Regions from separate parts of the Homo sapiens genome. Here region 2 is linked to region 1. The links are chromatin loops, found by intact Hi-C in ENCODE. Cell type or tissue: chondrocyte. All regions are shown on one strand. Each heading gives the region's core, and the rest is flanking DNA. Links, peaks and the distances in the headings are about the cores only. Region 1 overlaps MYH3 (myosin heavy chain 3). Region 2 overlaps ZNF18 (zinc finger protein 18).

Evidence for each region. Hi-C counts contacts between places; a loop is a spot of excess contacts. Peaks named below come from ENCODE experiments on the same cell type or tissue, not always from the same donor. Only the 100,000 strongest peaks of a DNase experiment are listed, where the experiment ranks them.
Region 2: it touches region 1 in a loop (5-fold over the local background); 6 of 110 quality-filtered maps call a loop at or near these places.

Annotation. Positions count from the first base shown.
Region 1 is chr17:10,643,137-10,651,375 of GRCh38, forward strand. It overlaps MYH3 (myosin heavy chain 3), which reads right to left. Exons shown (of 41, transcript NM_002470.4): 6 at 7,238-7,265; 7 at 6,441-6,549; 8 at 5,421-5,513; 9 at 4,227-4,290; 10 at 4,046-4,144; 11 at 2,793-2,896; 12 at 2,571-2,709; 13 at 1,448-1,566; 14 at 1,215-1,364. Among named protein-coding and RNA genes, the nearest start is that of MYH3, 10 kb to the right of the region's middle. In chondrocyte, for the core only: a CTCF peak has its summit at 3,463 (motif pointing right); no DNase peak of the experiment used is centred there.
Region 2 is chr17:11,983,056-11,991,488 of GRCh38, forward strand. It overlaps ZNF18 (zinc finger protein 18), which reads right to left. Exons shown (of 7, transcript NM_001303281.2): 3 at 7,919-8,108; 4 at 7,407-7,495; 5 at 1,058-1,142; 6 at 242-352. Among named protein-coding and RNA genes, the nearest start is that of ZNF18, 10 kb to the right of the region's middle. RefSeq lists an enhancer at 8,236-8,433. In chondrocyte, for the core only: CTCF peaks have their summits at 4,081 (motif pointing left) and 4,305; no DNase peak of the experiment used is centred there.

The DNA.
Region 1 (8,239 bases), core at 1-8,000:
TCAGACCGCATCTCCTCCTTGGCGTCTTCTGTAAACTTCCAATTAGAAGGTGTTTCTCCCTTTCCTGAGTTCCCAAGGTCTGGGCATCTCTTGTGTACTTTATTTTGTAGTTACTCTTCAATGTGCCATATAGACTTCTATTTCTTCTCTACTAGACTACAAGCTCATCTGTTTTTTTCACCTGTATGTCTTGTACCTGGGAAACCTAAATATACACTTTGATGAGTGGCTATGCACTTTTTTTTTTCTTTTTTTTTTGAGACGGAGTCTTGCTCTGTCACCAGGCTGGAGTGCAATGGCACCATCTCGGCTCACTGCAACCTCCGCCTCCCAGGTTCAAATGATTCTCCTGCCTCAGCCTCCAGAGTGGCTGGAACTACAGGCGCACGCCACCACACCCATCTAATTTTTGTATTTTTAGTAGAGACGGGGTTTCACCATGTTGGCCAGGATGGTCTTGATCTCTTGACCTTGCGATCTGCCTGCCTCAGCCTCCCAAAGTGCTGGGATTACAGGCATGAGGCACCATGCCCAGCCGCGGCTATGCACGGTCTAACACAGAACCAGTGGGATATTTATAGAAAATAGTGCGTGATTAACTTATCAAATTCTCTGTATCTATTTGATGGCAGTCCCTAAATCAGTGATTGCATTTAATTTTTTTTCTTTTATCCATTTGAAAATGTCCTTTAAAATTCCACTTGATAGACATCTTCTCCTCTTTTAAAATAATACAAACCCAGCCAGGTGCGGTGGCTCATGCCTGTAATCCCAACACTTTCGGAGGCCGAGGCGGATGGATCACTTGAGGTCAGGAGTTCGAGACCAGCCTAGCCAACATGGTGAAACCCCATCTCTACTAAAAATACAAAAATTAGCCAGGCATGGTGGCACACGCCTGTAATCCCAGCTATTCAGGAGGCTGAGGCAGGAGGTTCACTTGAACTCAGGAAGAGGTTGCAGTGAGCCGAGATGGCGCCACTGCATTCTGGCCTGAGTGACAGGGTGAAACTCAGTCTCAAAAAAAAAAAACAAACAAAAAACCCTAATACAAACCCTTCCAATAAGTACCGCTCCTCTATTCCATCCACTCTCCATCTAGTTTCTTACAGGAAACTAAGACAGCCGCCATCTTGCTATCTTCCCTTTAGGATCATGAAACCAATTTCCCTCATATGAAGCCATATGAAAATATGAATATAAGTAACACAAACCTCAAAGATTTCAAAGCCTGCAATGTCCAAAACACCAATGAAGTGTTGTCTTGGAAGCTTCGTATCCAGTTGCTGGTTAATGCGAGTGACCATCCACAAGAACAACTTTTCATAAACTGATTTTGAAAGAGCATTCACAGCATGGTGAACCTATCAGGGGAAAGATCAGCTACTGGATATGAAGGAAGTGGCCAGCAGGGTCCTGCACCCTTTCCCGGCCTTGAAGCTGTTACCTGATCCACAGTTTGACCTTTGGTAACGTACTCATTCCCAACTTTCACTCTAGGAAAGCACAAAGCTTTTAGGAGGTCCGAAGAGTTCAGGCCCATCAGATAGGCTGTTTTGTCAGCCACTGGCAAGAAAACAAGGACAGTGCTTAGAAAAGTAGAAGAGCTGCTTTGAAAATCATCCAGAAGTTTCAAAGGTTGGTTAAGTTCATCTTGGTACATTGTGCATTCCCTGTGGCTAAACTGCATATACATGGCCAATGGAAGCTAAGTCACTCAGAGAATATAATGGACTTTATGAAAAGCCAGGGCTGGGTCTCAGAAAGCCCTGGTCATCCCTCACTGCATCTGAAACAAGACTATTCGAGTGATTCAGGAAAAGCGAGTGGTAACAATAGCTATGGGCATCGGAGGCCCAGAAAGGGTCATTCACTTCTCCAGATGGAAGGATTAATCGCTTCCATCCATTTTTTTTTTTTTGAGACAGTCTTACTGTGTTGCCCAGGCTGGAGTGCAGTGGCACGATCTCAGTGCACTGCAACCTCTGCCTCCTGGGTTCAAGAAACTCTCATGCCGGCAGGGCACAGTGGCTCACACCCGTAATCACAGCACTTTGGGATGCCAAGGCAGGCGAATCATTTGAGGTCAGGAGTTTGAGCCTGGCCAACATGGTGAAACCCCGTTTCTACTAAAAATACAAAAAAGTTAGCCAGGCGCGGTGGTGTGTGCCTGTAATCCCAGCTACTCGGGAGGCTGAGGCAGGAGAATCACTTGAACCCAGGCAGCAGAGGTTGCAGTGAGCTGAGATCATGCCACTGCACTCTAGCCTGGATGACAGAGCAAAACTCTGTCTGACTCTCGTGCCTCAGCCTCCTGAGTAGCTGGGATTATAGGCATGCTCCACCATGCCCAGCTAATTTTTTTTAGTAGAGATGGGGTTTCACCATGTTGGCCATGCTGGTCTCGAACTCCTGACCTCAGGTGATCTGGCCCCCTCAGCCTCCCAAAGTGCTGGGATTACAGGTGTGAGCCACTGTGCCTGGCTGGATTAATTGCTTTCAAAAGCAGTACCAAGTGACCTCAGCAGATCAGCCACCCGCTCTGGTTTGCTGTCACACTGATTTTGTACCTTCTGTGCCATCCGGCTCGGCCTGCTCCTCTCGCTGCTTCTGCTTGAACTTCATGTTCCCGTAGTGCATCACGGCTCCCGTCAGCTTGTAGAGCCCAGATTTCTCTTCTGGGGTGAAGCCCAGGATGTCAATGGCGCTCTGGCATGGAAAGGGCAGCACGTCAGTCAGTTGGCCCCAGTGATGGAGGAGGAACACCCACCCCTTCTGTTGGTTCCACTTACGTCTGTAGCCAGCAGCTCCTCTGCATCATCTATGCTGGCCACCAGGATCTCCCCCTGGCTAATGAACGGGTAGTCGTAAGGGTTGGTCGTAATAAGCAGCAGCTCTGAAATGACAAATAGTTCCAGGAGGTTATGCAGATGCAAAGAAAAAACCCACCCAGTGGACTTGAGCTCCTGCACCCTGGGCTGGAACTTTTACCGCTGGATCCTAAATTGAACTTAGAATTAAAAATCTTTTAGACAGTTCCACAATACTCAGGCTGTCATGGAAAATATAGTCCAGGGAAGACTTTTCAGTCTCCCACACAATGGAGATGAAGGACCCTAGAGAGAACCTTTAAATTCCCTTGCCTTGCACGCTAATGGTGCATATCAGTGTCGGCTGGGAGAAGTTAATAGGGAAAACTGGCTGAGTGCGGGTCAGGACGAGAGCCAACCCAGGTGGTTTGGTATAATCATAGCCTTTTCTAAAATCTGTTGAAAAGCAGCAGCCTGTTTCCAAGCTGGAGACCAGAAGGCTGAGCAAATACAGCCAAAGAGCAAAGAAGCAGTGTGCATGGAGACCTCTGTGAGGGGCAGACAAGGGGCAGTGTGCAGTGCCTCCGTGGGCTTGATTATTCTGTTTGCTTTGGCGTCGCATTTGGCCATAGGTTGTTTCTGTGCCAGAACACAAGGGGGCGCCAAAGGACAGTTAGGTGTTCAGTTGCTCAGAAGGTTTTTATAAACCAGAGCTGGTCAGGAGTGGTCTAATCTTGTTGCCCTCCATTTGATTAGGTTTTCAAATTGGCATGTCACTGCCCAGATAGCCACATCCCATTTCTAAAATAAGCTTTTCCTGGCAAAGTGCAGTGGCTCACACCTATAATCCCAGCACTGTGGGAGGCCGAGTCGGGCAAATTGCTTGAGCCCAGGAGTTCAAGACCAACCTGGGCAACATGGTGAAACCTCATCTCTACAAAAAACACAAAAGGTAGCCTGGTGTGGGGGCATGCACCTGTAGTCGCAGCCACTCGGGAGGCTGGGGCTGGAGGATTACTTGAACCCAGAAAGGTCAAGACTACAAGTGAGCTGTGCTTGTGCCACTGCACCCCAGCCTGGGCATCAGAGTGAGACCCTATCTCAAAATAAATAAATAAAATAAAATAAACTTTCCCTGTTGACTGTAGAGTCACTCTACGTAGATACAACTCTCCTTGGTCTAGTGATCAGAGTCAAACTACCTAAAAGACCAGCCCCACTGGTGACTTCCTCACCTATGAGCTCAGGCTTCTTGTTAGAAAGAATCTGGTAGAAGATGTGGTAGCTTCTTTCAGCCTTCAGCTGGAAAGTGACTCTTGATTTTTCCAGAAGATCTGGAACACAAACACAGGACTCTCTTTCAAACTGTTCCCAGTTAACTCTGAGACGCCATCGAATCCCCATGGATCTACTTACAAGTTTCAATATCTGCAGAGGCCAGCTTCCCAGTGGTTCCAAAATGGATTCGGATGAACTTGCCCTGTATGGGGCGGGATTCAGGGGGAGACCAGATTCTACCATGGCCCAATAGTTCCTATTCATCTTATGGGTAATTTGAGTAGGAGCCTAGTCCCCCTAAAATTTTTGTTTTGTTTTGTTTTGTTTTGTTATGTTTTTGAGACGGAGTCTCGCTCTGTCACCAGGCTGGAGTGCAGTGGCGTGATCTCGGCTCACTGCAACCTCTGCCTCCCGGGTTCAAGTGATTCTCCTGCCTCAGCCTCCTGAGTAGCTGGGACTACAATCACGTGCCACCACACCTGGCTAATTTCTGTATTTTTAATAGAGACGGGGTTTCACCATGTTGGCCAGGATGGTCTCGATCTCTTGACCTCGTGATCCGCCCGCCTCGGCCTCCCAAAGTGCTGGGATTACAGGCGTGAGCCACCGTGCCCAGCACCCCCTACAGTTTGAAATTAGATATGTCCTTCCTCTTCTCCCTTCTTCTTCTTCCAGTTTGGGGTTTTCCTTATTTCCTTTTATTTATCCCTTTTATTCTATGCTCATCCCCCACTTCAACGTATCTAGTCAACAAAGCAACTACAGTGATTGTTTCAAGGTGTAAATCAAACCATATCACTCCCTGGCTTATAGAATCCCTCAGTAGCTTCCTGTTACACTTCAAAAGGAATCCAAACTCCTTCTCATGGCCTGTGGCTCCCACATGACCAGGTCTCTCTCTCTTCCACCTCATCTCATGGAACTGGCCCCCCTGCCCTCCTCCCTACAACCACACAGACCCTCTGTAGGTGCCCTGACTGCACCAGGCCCTCCCCCATGTCAGGGACTGCCCTGGCCCTTCCTTCGTTCCCCCTCCTTCCTGTCATTTCAAGTTGGGCTCTTTCTCATACTGCGGCTCTCAGCTCCCGTGCCAGCCCCACAGAGAGGTCTTCCCTGCCCACCCTGCCTAAAGCAAGCCTGGCCCCCAGTTCCTCTCTTACACACGCTGTTCATTGAACTTGGTCTGAATTTATCTTTATCTGAAATGGTCTTGTTGGGTTGTTTTGTTTTTCATCATCTGTTGCCTCTGGTCTCTACACTCTTTGAGGACAGGGCTCTTGCCTATTTTGTGAGGCACAAAGCAAATTCCATCTTAACCAAACTCAGACTCACAAAACGGGAGGAGTTGTCATTCCTCACAGTCTTGGCGTTCCCAAAGGCCTCCAGCAGGGGATTGGCACTGATGATTTGATCTTCCAGAGTCCCCTAATGCAAGAAATTGAGGGAAGAAGAGGAAACATTTTTTTTTGAGATGGAGTTACACTCTTGTTGCCCAGGCTGCAGTGCAATGGCACGATCTTGGCTTACTGCAACCTCCACCTCCCGGGTTCATGTGATTCTCCTGCCTCAGCCTCCCGAGTACCTGGGACTACAGGCATGCACTACCATGCCCGGCTAATTTTGTATTTTTAGTAGAGATGGGGTTTCTCCATATTGGTCAGGTTGGTCTCGAACTCCTAACCTCAGGTGATCCACCCGCCTCGGCCTCCCAAAGTGCTGGGATTACAGGCGTGAGCCACCGAGCCCAGCCTGAGGAAACATGTTTTTAAGCCACAGAATGACAGTAAAAAATGCTCACCCACTCTGTGACTCTGGCTTGCCCTGATAAAGCCCCACCCTCCTTGACTTTCCAATCCTAGGACCAACCAAATCAGCAGCATGTCTTACTCAAAACACTTTTGCCATTTTGTTATATTTGGCACTACAGTTGGGGATCTCTTGACTGAGCATTCCTTTAACACTTCAATCCCTTGATTCTCCAGTCAGTTGTCCGTATTCATTTCATGCTGCTGTAATACATTTGTTTCAAAAGCCCAGGATATGCTGTGAGTCACTCACATTGGTATATGTGATTCTTCCACAAAAGAACAAGCTCTCTGAGCCGTCTGCAGATTGACCTCTGAAGTTTAGCCCTAGAGCCTTGTCTTCTAAGAAATCCCGGGATCTAGTCCTACAAGACCAACTTGACACTGCGTTGTCTAAGGTGACTGGCTGTCCTTCAAGATAGTAAATCCTAGCCTGTTCTCCATTCTCTGAAGAGGGGGGAATGTGAGGACATTTGGCCCCCTCATTCTGAGGTTAAGACCACAGTTAAAAGTGGAAGCAAAGCAAGCCTTCCTCTCCCATCTATACCTTCATTTTGGAGTCCTTCTTCTTGGCCAGGTCCCCAGTAGCTGCAATTGTTGCAAAGTACTGGATGACCCGTTTGGTGTTCACAGTCTTTCCTGCCCCGGATTCTCCGCTGTACAGAGTGATCAAAAGAGAGAGAAAGAAACAAGTCTGTTAGTATAAACAGGCTTTTCAGGATGTCATACTGAGGCCTGGGCATGGTCTGAGCCATCTCTGACACACACTCACCACACTAATGTGACAGACCACTTGAGAAGGCAGACGCCCAGGGCACAGGTGCCACAGGCACTTGCTCAGCTGACCCAAGGATGGGTAATTCCATTTTTCTGAGGCCTTATGCAGACCTTCCTCCCCATCCCCAAATCGATCTTTTTATTTTTTATTTATTTATTTTTCTCTTTTATTTTTTATTTTTTGAGACAGAATCTCACTCTGCTGCCCAGGCTGGAGTGCAGTGGCGCGATCTCGGCTCACTGCAAGCTCCGGCTCCTGGGTTCACGCCATTCTCCTGCCTCAGCCTCCTGAGTAGCTGTGACTACAGGTGCCCGCCACCACACCCAGCTAATTTTTTTGTATTTTTTTTAGTAGAGGCAGGGTTTCACCGTGTTAGCCAGGATGGTCTCGATCTCCTGGACCTCGTGATCCGCCCATCTCAGCCTACCAAAGTGCTGGGATTACAGGTGTCAGCCACCGCGCCCAGCCTGATCTTTTTATTATAGACTCTGCTCCAAACACTTTCTAATGAACAGAATAGAGCCAGTGGCACAGCTATGAAACCACTCTATGCCATGGATACTTACGTGATCAGAATGGACTGGTTTTCACGATCTGCCAGAGGAAAAAATAAAATAGAGTTGATGGCAATAGAAAAAGAGCTTCCCGATTCTACCCAACTCTCAAGTAGCCAGAGTTAAATTGCACAATTCCTCTTCCTTTACATTTTTTGTTTAGCCTTTAGGTGGGAATCTGAAGAGCCTCCATCTGCTTTTTATTTTATTTTATTTTTAATTGACAAACAATATTTGTATATATTTGTAGGGTACAACATGATGATTTGATATATGTTTATATGGCAGAATGATTAAATCAAGCTAATTAACAAATCCGTCACCTCACATACTTATTTTTTTGTGGAGAAAACATTTAAAATATACTATTTTAGGGATTTTGAAATATACAATGCATTATTACTTATCGGAGTCACCATTCTATGGGACAGATCACCAGCACCGATTTCTCCTTTCCAGCTGTATCCTTTGGTCAATATCGAAAGCCTCCTTCTTGAGACTGAGACTCAGAGAGGGCAAGTCTCCACTCAGAATCAGCCAGTGGCAGCCGGGTGCAGTGGCTCATGCCTGTAATCCCAGCACTTTGGGAGGCTGTGGCAGGCAGATCACGAGGTCAGGAGTTTGAGACCAGCCTGGCCAACAAAGTGACCCCTGTCTCTATTAAAAATATAAAAATAGCCGGACATGGTGGTGCATACCTGTAGTCGCAGCTACTCGGGAGGCTGAGGCAGGAGAATCGCTTGAACCCGGGAGGCAGAGGTTGTGGTGAGCCGAGATCACACCACTGCACTCCAGCCTGGGCAACATAGCAAGACTCCATCTCAAAAAAAAAAAAAAAAAACCAGCCAGTGGCTTCTCATCGTTCTTGCTGTATTAGGCTGAACTATATAAAATGATCAGTTTTTGGTTTTGATCCATGAAAACATCCATATCCGTTTTGCATATTCTAACTTGCATTAAATCCAAAACTCGTCACCTTGGCATGCGGGGCCCTACATGATGCAGCCCCTTTCT
Region 2 (8,433 bases), core at 301-8,300, 1.3 Mb after region 1:
AAAGGCAGCAGGTCTGATGTGTGGTCTTCCTTCCATAGTTAAATATGTGTCAACAGCCCTATAGCCAGAGATAAGTAGACTCAATCTCAATAGTTAAATCAAACCAATCAGATCATGGCTAGTTATAACCAACGTAATAGAATATTCTGCCTCCCCTGACCTCCTTCACCACCTCCCCAATCACCTCCAATTTAATGACAGGCAGTCAGAAATGATTCCAGACCAATGAAAGATTACTCACCTATGCAGGTGGGTCTTGGGATCTTCTCATTGACATGAAGGTATATTCCTGCCAGCTCTTCCCCAAATTCTATTGAATTAGTCAGGTCAGATTTGGGATGGGAAATGCCTGCTATAGAGAGAAAGATGTATGGTGGGCCTGGATGAATAGGGAAGACTGGGAGCTCAAGCTGTGTCTTTCAAAGGAGCACCCTACGCATGAGGGAAAATATGAAGGCTCTGGACACTTGCAGAAACTCACCTTAGAACAGTGTGTGGAGCTTGTAAGACACCAGTACTCACAGGATGACCTTGACAGATGGTAAAGGCCATGAAAAGAAGAGTCTAGGCAGGTGGACAGAAAGGTCTGTAGACTACCTGGCAGGCTGGTGTGAGAATCATGATGGGGATCCCACCAATGGTTGGTTGACAAGTGTGGTTTAGTAGAAAAGAGCATGGACTCAGAACCAGCCACAGCTGAGTTCCATCATAACTCAGCCCACTTATGAGCTATGTGGCAGTGGGTAAGTATTTGATCTGACACTCACTTTCATCAGGCTTAAAATGAGAATACCATCATCAATTTCATAGATTAAAGAAGTTACTCCGTGCAATGTACCCACAAACAGTTCCTGGCACACGGAATACTTTCAATACAAGGAAGTTCTTACTGTTAATTCTGCTAGCTCCAACTTGCCCCAGTTCCCAACTGTGTCCCTAACGATTTCTTTCACCTGGCGATTTTCAGTTCAGCAGATGTCTCTATAAGTGCATGGAAAATGCCTCACAGTTTTCCAGTCCTTCTACCTCCTTCCATCAGACTAACCCACACCCTCACCTCCTGAGACCATTTTCCCATAGGTCTCCAGCATGAGATCCCAGTATTGCTCCTTTTGAGTGGAATCCAGTTGTCTCCACTGTTCCTGGAAAAAAAAAAAAAAAAGCAATACAATACCATGACTCCAATGAAGGTGTTTGAACCTGCCTTCCCTGCCTAAAGGAAAGCTGAGAAGACAGAAACGTGCCATAGGATCCTGGCCATCGCAAGACCTGAGAAATCCCAGCAGAGTGGTTCAAGGGACAAAGAGGCCAAAGGGAAAACAACAGTCCCTATATCAGTGTTTCTTTCCTTGGTAAGAAAACATCTAGGCTTTACATTCTGCACCTCTTCAGGTGAATTATTTAAAAGTGGAGAACGTATAGAGGGCAGGAGCCTTTTCCATACTATTTGTTTTTATTTGGGTTTTTTTTTTTTTTTAGATGGAATCTCACTCTGTCGCCCAGGCTGGAGTGCAGTGGAGCAATCTCTGCTCACTGCAACCTCCACCTCCCAGGTTCAAGCGATTCTCCTGCCTCAGCTTCCCGAGGAAGCTTGGACTATAGGCACATGCCACCGTGCCTGGCTAATTTTTGTATTTTTAGTAGAGATGGGGTTTCACCATCAGGATGGTCTCGATCTCCTGACCTTGTGATCTGCCCGCCTTGGCCTCCTAAAGTGCTGGGATTACAGGTGTGAGCCACCTTGCCTGGCCGGTACTATTTGTTTTTTGTTTTTGTTTTTGTTTTTTAACTCAAGTGCTTGTACTAGACGTCTTTGAGGAGGAAGAGTCTGATAGTCCCACTATTTAATTAAAATCAGGAAATTCAAAAAGCAAAGAAAGAAGTTAAAAAGGAATCTGTTGGAAAAGCAAGTGCGAATCAGTAAGATGTAGTTAAGAGTCAACTGCATTGTAAGCTTCACCCTGAAACAAAGATTGGTATATTCAGAGAAGAGAGAGATGTTATAGCCATACTTGAAATATCTTAAAGTTCTGCATTTAGAGTCTAACATTAAATTAGTTTTCTTTCCAGATAGTGGAAAACTGGTAGGTTCTCTGGAGCAAGGTGTCCCAATCTCCAAAAGAAGCCCTGCTTTTCCTATGAAACGACAGACTGGAGACTCAAAACTGGGAATACCATACAGCTAGGGTCTGCTTTCATGAATTCAAATTTCAGTCTTCTACCAAGAAGCTGACTATTAGAAACTCAGATTGTATAGCAAAGGGATTAGCAGCCCATTTTTTGGAGTCAGACGTACTGAGTTTTAAGTCCCAACGTTGCCACTTTCTAGCTGTGCAACCTTGAGCAAGTTATTTAACCTTCCAGAGTTTCAGGCCTCACCTAATGATGGCACTGAACTCAAAAAAGTGTTGTGAGGTTTGAGATAAATAATGCAAGTGTCACCTGTTTTCATAGCACACTGTACTTTTTTTATTTATAGTATTTATCCATTTATTAACTATTTATGTGTATGTACAAATGTATGTGCACACATGTAAGTATTTGATTAACTGTTGCCTCTACTAGCAATGTAAGCTCCATGAGAAAAGGACTCTGTCATCCTCTCCATTGTATAATACCTTCCCAGTTCCCAAGACCCTGTCCAGGACAGAAGAGGCACTTGATATATGTTACCAGGGTGAAATAAAGCCCTTAGCAAACAGGTCCTCAGTAGATAATATATATTATTACCATCACATGCAGTCTCCCAGTCTCACCCCAAGGGTTTGCAGAGAGAATTAAGGGATTCTGCACACTTTCAGAAACCGCAAAGTGGATAGACATGAATAGCCAGGCTTCAGGGAATAGAAATGAGGAAAGGAACTACAAAGTCATCCTCCTACTGTACACAATATACTGTTTGGGGAAGGCACTCTCTGATATGATTTGGCTCTGTGTCCCCACCCAAATCTCATCTTGTAGCTCCCATAATTCCCATGTATTGTGAGAGGGACCTGGTGGGAGATAACTGAACCAAGTGGGCAGTTCTTTCCTGTGCTGTTCTCATCATAGTGAATAAGATAACATCCGATGGCTTTAAAAATGGGAGTTTGCCTGCACAAGCTCTCTCTTTGCCTGCCGCCATCCTTGAAAGATGTGACTTGCTCCTCCTTGCCTTCCACCATGATTGGGGGCCTCCCCAGCCATATGGAATTGTAAGTCCAATTAAACCTCTTTCTTTTGTAAACTGCCCATTCTCAGGTATGTCTTTATCAGCGGTGTGAAAACGGACTAATACACTCTCAGTCCTAAGTCAAGTCTGCCCCCTAGCACATCAAAGGGAAGTGGAAATGGCTCAAGGAGAAAAGAGATACCAAAAACTGTTCAATTAGCAGGTGCTAAGCCAAACACACAAACGAAAGAGGGTTTGGACTTTTTTGGGTGGGAAGGATAGGAAGCTGAAAAGCGACCTCAATATACTGAATTACACAGTCAACTATTAACTATAACCACATTTTTAATGTGAACTTTAATTTAAATTTTTTAATTTTTAAAGTATAAACAGCTAGCAGCTTATTCTGTTAATCTTCTGTGAATGCAGCTATTTTAACAACCTCCTGAAAATAATCACTTGAGCAAACATTGCTGAACACAGGAGTTCTCAGTCTTTGTGGTCAGAACACATGGACCTTGGCTTCAGTGCTAGCAGAGAAAAGGATGCACTTGCCAAGCACAGTAATATCTGCCTGGCTGCCTGGCTTGCTGACACAGGATCTATTCCATGAACACCAGAACAGTAACTACCAAGAAGAGTACAAGGCAGAAAAGGATACAGCCACCAAAACCCCCAAGGGTCAAAATCAGCTCACTCAAAAACCAGAAAAGTTGCTTCAGGAGCACTAACAGGGTACCTCCAGCTTAAAAACACAAATTTACTCAAGAAACTGCCAAGAAGCTGGGTACTTCGAATAAAACCTCCTACTGAAGAGGCAAGACGCCAATGGCAGCCAGCTTGCCTCTTTCTCATATTTAGAAGAGACGGAAAAACCTAACTTTCTATCCTGAAAGACAGACACATGGGATTTGATGGGAAAATTCTATTTTTGTGTGGAACTGGCACCATCTTGTGGGTTTATAAGATATTACAACTGACTTACACTTAGTTACACGCTGTTCCTTTCCTTTAAGTCTGAAAACAGGGGAAGGTGAGTAAATGCACTGCTGGAGTCTATGTGAGGTTCCAACCGAGTCATGGTTTCCACTAATGAAATAACTACTGTGTACTGATAGTAATACCGTATCATTATTCTGGCATTATTTATGAAGTTCCTCACTTATTTAAGAGATTAGAGGGAGTGATTAATTTAAAAATTCCTTTTACTTCCAAAGGATTCCATTAAATATCAAAGTCTTTCTGATGCAAATAATTGCTGTTAGTTTGGAGGGGATATTCAGATTGGGTAGGGACAACTTTTGTTCATTTGACTTAAATGGTTGCTAACTAGTTATCATCTGAAGGTAGGGAAATACAGACACACATATATATGTAAATACGGTTGTAAAAAACAAATTGGTGCTGATGAGCATTTTAAATCTTTTGACTTTAAGTTATCCAGAACAGGTGAGGATACTCTGTACCTACTACAGAAACAACAATAATCCTCCAAGCCTGGTTGACATATTCCACAGAACACCCAAATCTTTTTCACCAAGCAACATCTTGCTTAACAATTTGGTTTCTGGGCACCTTGAAAGCAGGCAGAAGGGTACCTTTGATTCACTAAAAAGATATTTCTCTCCCCTGCCACCTCCCCATCCACCTTCCCCCAGAGTAAACTATGAAATTGGTATTCTAGTTTTTATATATCTGAGCCTGGAGAGCTGAAGCTCAGACCCTGGTCTGAAACACAGCATTACCTACTGCCTTCTCTATTTTCATATTCACGCTACAGCAGATTGCAAGGCAAGTCCCAAGAGGAGTTCCTTCAACGTTTTAAATGATGTTTTAATTAAGATGTATAGGTTCGTGAAAAAAAAATTTTTTACAAAATACAACTTTTCAAAATTGTTAACTAAATATCAACATAAATCTGTCCCAGAGACTTTTATGTACAAGCAAAAATGAAGTATTAGGAATTGTTGAATTTACCTTCTGCCTGAAACAACTAAAAATGGGACAAAATGTATGAAACAATAGTTTTCAGACATTTCACATTACACAAGCAGAGCAGAACAAGATCCCTGAAAGTGGGAAAGCAAATTCAGTGAGCTCTAGTTATCCAAACTTACTGCCTAGACAGAGGATCCAGGCAGCAGCACAGGAAGGGAAACCCAGGCTGAGCCAGGCAGCCTCCCTGAGTTGAGCAGAAGGAGCTCAGAGTCTGGAAATGCCAAGATCCTTAGAATCGACAGGGTAGAAAAACTGGAGAGAAGGAAACTGCACAAAGAGAAAGCTCCAGAGATCTACAGAGCGTCCCCGCAAAGTCTGGAAAATAACCACCCAAAAGAATCAGAGGGAACAATCCCCTGAGTTCACACAGTGCTGGAAACAGTTCGTATTTCCACCAGGCAAAGTGGAAAACCTGGTATATGAAGGGGCATCAGATTACTCAGAATACTCAGAAGGGAAGTGCCTTAGCATGGAAAGAATAATCCTCGACTAAATGTTTCTCTGGTGCCATGTAATAAACTGTGTCCAAATAACTGCACCCCATAGCAAAGTTCAAGAACATTTATAGTAATACAAAAATATATAGCACCCCACCAATGTGATACCCAATCAAAGATTACCAGGCACGGGCAACATAGTAAGACACACAAAAATTTAAAAATTAGCCAAGCAGGCCGGGCATGGTGGCTCCCGCCTGTAATCCCAGCACTCTGGGAGACCCAGCTGGGTGGATCACTTGAGGTCAGGAGTTCGAGACCAGCCTGGTCAACATGGTGAAACCCCATCTCTACTAAAAATACAAAAATTAGTCAGGCATGGTGGCACACGCCTGTAATCCCAGCTACTCAGGAGACTGAGGCAGGAGAATTGCTTGAACCAAGAAGTCGGAGGTTGTAGTGAGCTGAGATCGCGCCACTGCACTCCAGCCTAGGCAACACAGCAAGACCCTGTCTCAAAAAAAAAAAAAAAAATTAGCCAAGCATTGTGGCACATGCCTGTAGTTCTAGCTACTCAGGAGGCTGAGGCAGGAGTATGGTTTGAGCCCGGGAGGTCAAGGCTGCAGTGAGCTATGACTGCACAACTGCACTCTAGCCTGGGAGACAAAGTGAAACCCTGTCTCAAAACAAACGAAAAAGACAAAGATTACCAGGCATACAAAGAAGTGGGAAAATACATCTCATAATGAGAATAATCATTGATCAAAACTGACCCAGAACCAATGCAGGTAGTAATCAGTAGATAAGGATATTAATACAAATACAACTATATTCCATATGTTCAAGAAGCTAGAGAAAAAATTGAACACATTAAGTATAGACATGAAAGATACAATAAAGCCCCAAATCAAACTTCTAGAGGTGAAAAATTCATCTAAAATGAAAAATATACTGGAAGAGATTAACAGCAGATTAGATGCTGTGAGATGAAAAGACTAATGAACTTAAAGACATCAAAATAGAAACTGTCCTAAATGAAACACCAAGACTTCAAAAACAGAATGAAAAATATACTGGATGAGATTAACAGCAGATCAGATACTATAAAAGAAAAGATTAATGAACTTGAAGACAAACAGAAATTGTCCAAAATAAAAGACCAAGACTTCAATAACAGAATGAAAAATATACTGGATGAGATTAACAGCAGATCAGATACTATAAAAGAAAAGATTAATGAACTTTAAGACATACAGAAATTGTCCAAAATAAAACACCAAGACTTCAAAAACAGAAAAACAATCAGTAAGCTGTGGGACAACTTGAAGAGCTCTGATACATGTATATACATTATCATTATACACATTCCACAGGTATTATTTCCCAAGTCCTTAAAGGAGAGGAGAAATAAGCGAGACAGAAAAAAAAATGCTTTAGAAATAATGGCCAAAAATTTTCCAAGTTTAGTGAAAACCATACACCCACAGAGCTAGGAAACTCAATAAATCCCAATTACATGAAATGTGAAAATGACTCCAAGGCACATCAAAATCAAATTGTTTTAAAAAATGAGAATACACTGAAATAAGCAAATATATATATATGTATATATATACACATTATATGCATAAGAACAAAGATAAGAGTACATTTGGCATGATTCTATTTTTACAAAACTCTAGAAAAAGTAAACTAACATATGGTGACAGACAGCAGATCAGAGGTTTCCTCAGGATGGAGAATGGGGTGAAGAGAAGCAGGAGGATGAGATTATAAAAGGTAAAAAGTTTCCTTTTCATCGCTTTTGTACGTCAGCTCACCTGAGGTGCTGCTGGGAGCAGTGAGGCTCCGAGGTCCTGGTCTCTGATCAGCCTTTCCTCCAGTCGGGCAGGCTGGGAGGCAGCCAGGGCTGAAGTGAGGAGAGGAAGTTTTCAGAATCTGGATGTCTTCCTTAACCACTCCCCAGAGGGCGCAGATAACAATCTTCACAAATCAGAACAATACCTGAACAATACCTGTACTGCCATCTATATTTCAAGACTTGTGTTTATCTCCCTGACACACTCCAACCCCCTCCAACATTCCAGTCTCACCCATATGTTCTCCCACCTCCTTCCTCAGAGCCAAAATCCAAATGGTCTGGCCCAGTCATAAAGCAGTTTAAAACACAGACTTTGACTCTCCAAACAAGAGCGGTTTATTTAGGTCTAACCTGTTTGCAAACCTCTCAGGGATACGCCAATCTGAGCAGCATACCATTTCAACTCACTTAGGCCTACTAATCACAATCCCAAAATCTCTCCAAGAGAACACCACACAGCACCATCCTCACCTAGTTCTGCTTCTGTGTCAGATTCCTCTTTCACGATGTGGCTCAGAAGCTCCCCAGGCCCTGAGGATGAATTCTCAAGTCCCAACTCCTGAGGCACCACTTCAAGATGGGGCTCCACTTCCCCCACTTGGCAGCTTGGAGATTCCATCTTCTCTGATAAGATGTCCTGTCCTAGAACCTGGATACTGATCTAGAGACCATATATTAATTAGTAATTACTGAAGAATCCAGAGTAAGGATCTCTAAAAGACACAAAGCTTACTCTCTACAACAGATCATAAGACAATTTCTAAGGATGTGGAGAAAGAGAAAACCAGCTTTTATTTCTAGTCCAGCAGGAACCAGGGAAAGAAACGTCCCAAAAGACACCAAAAGCTGAGGCCCGAATCAGGCGTGGGAGACCTTCAAGACATGCCACTAACGTGCTTCTACTGGATATGCGCCACCAATGAAAACTCAGGCATCTTTTAAATAACTTCTCAAACATTCTAGTCTAAAGGTGGAATGCGCTGGGA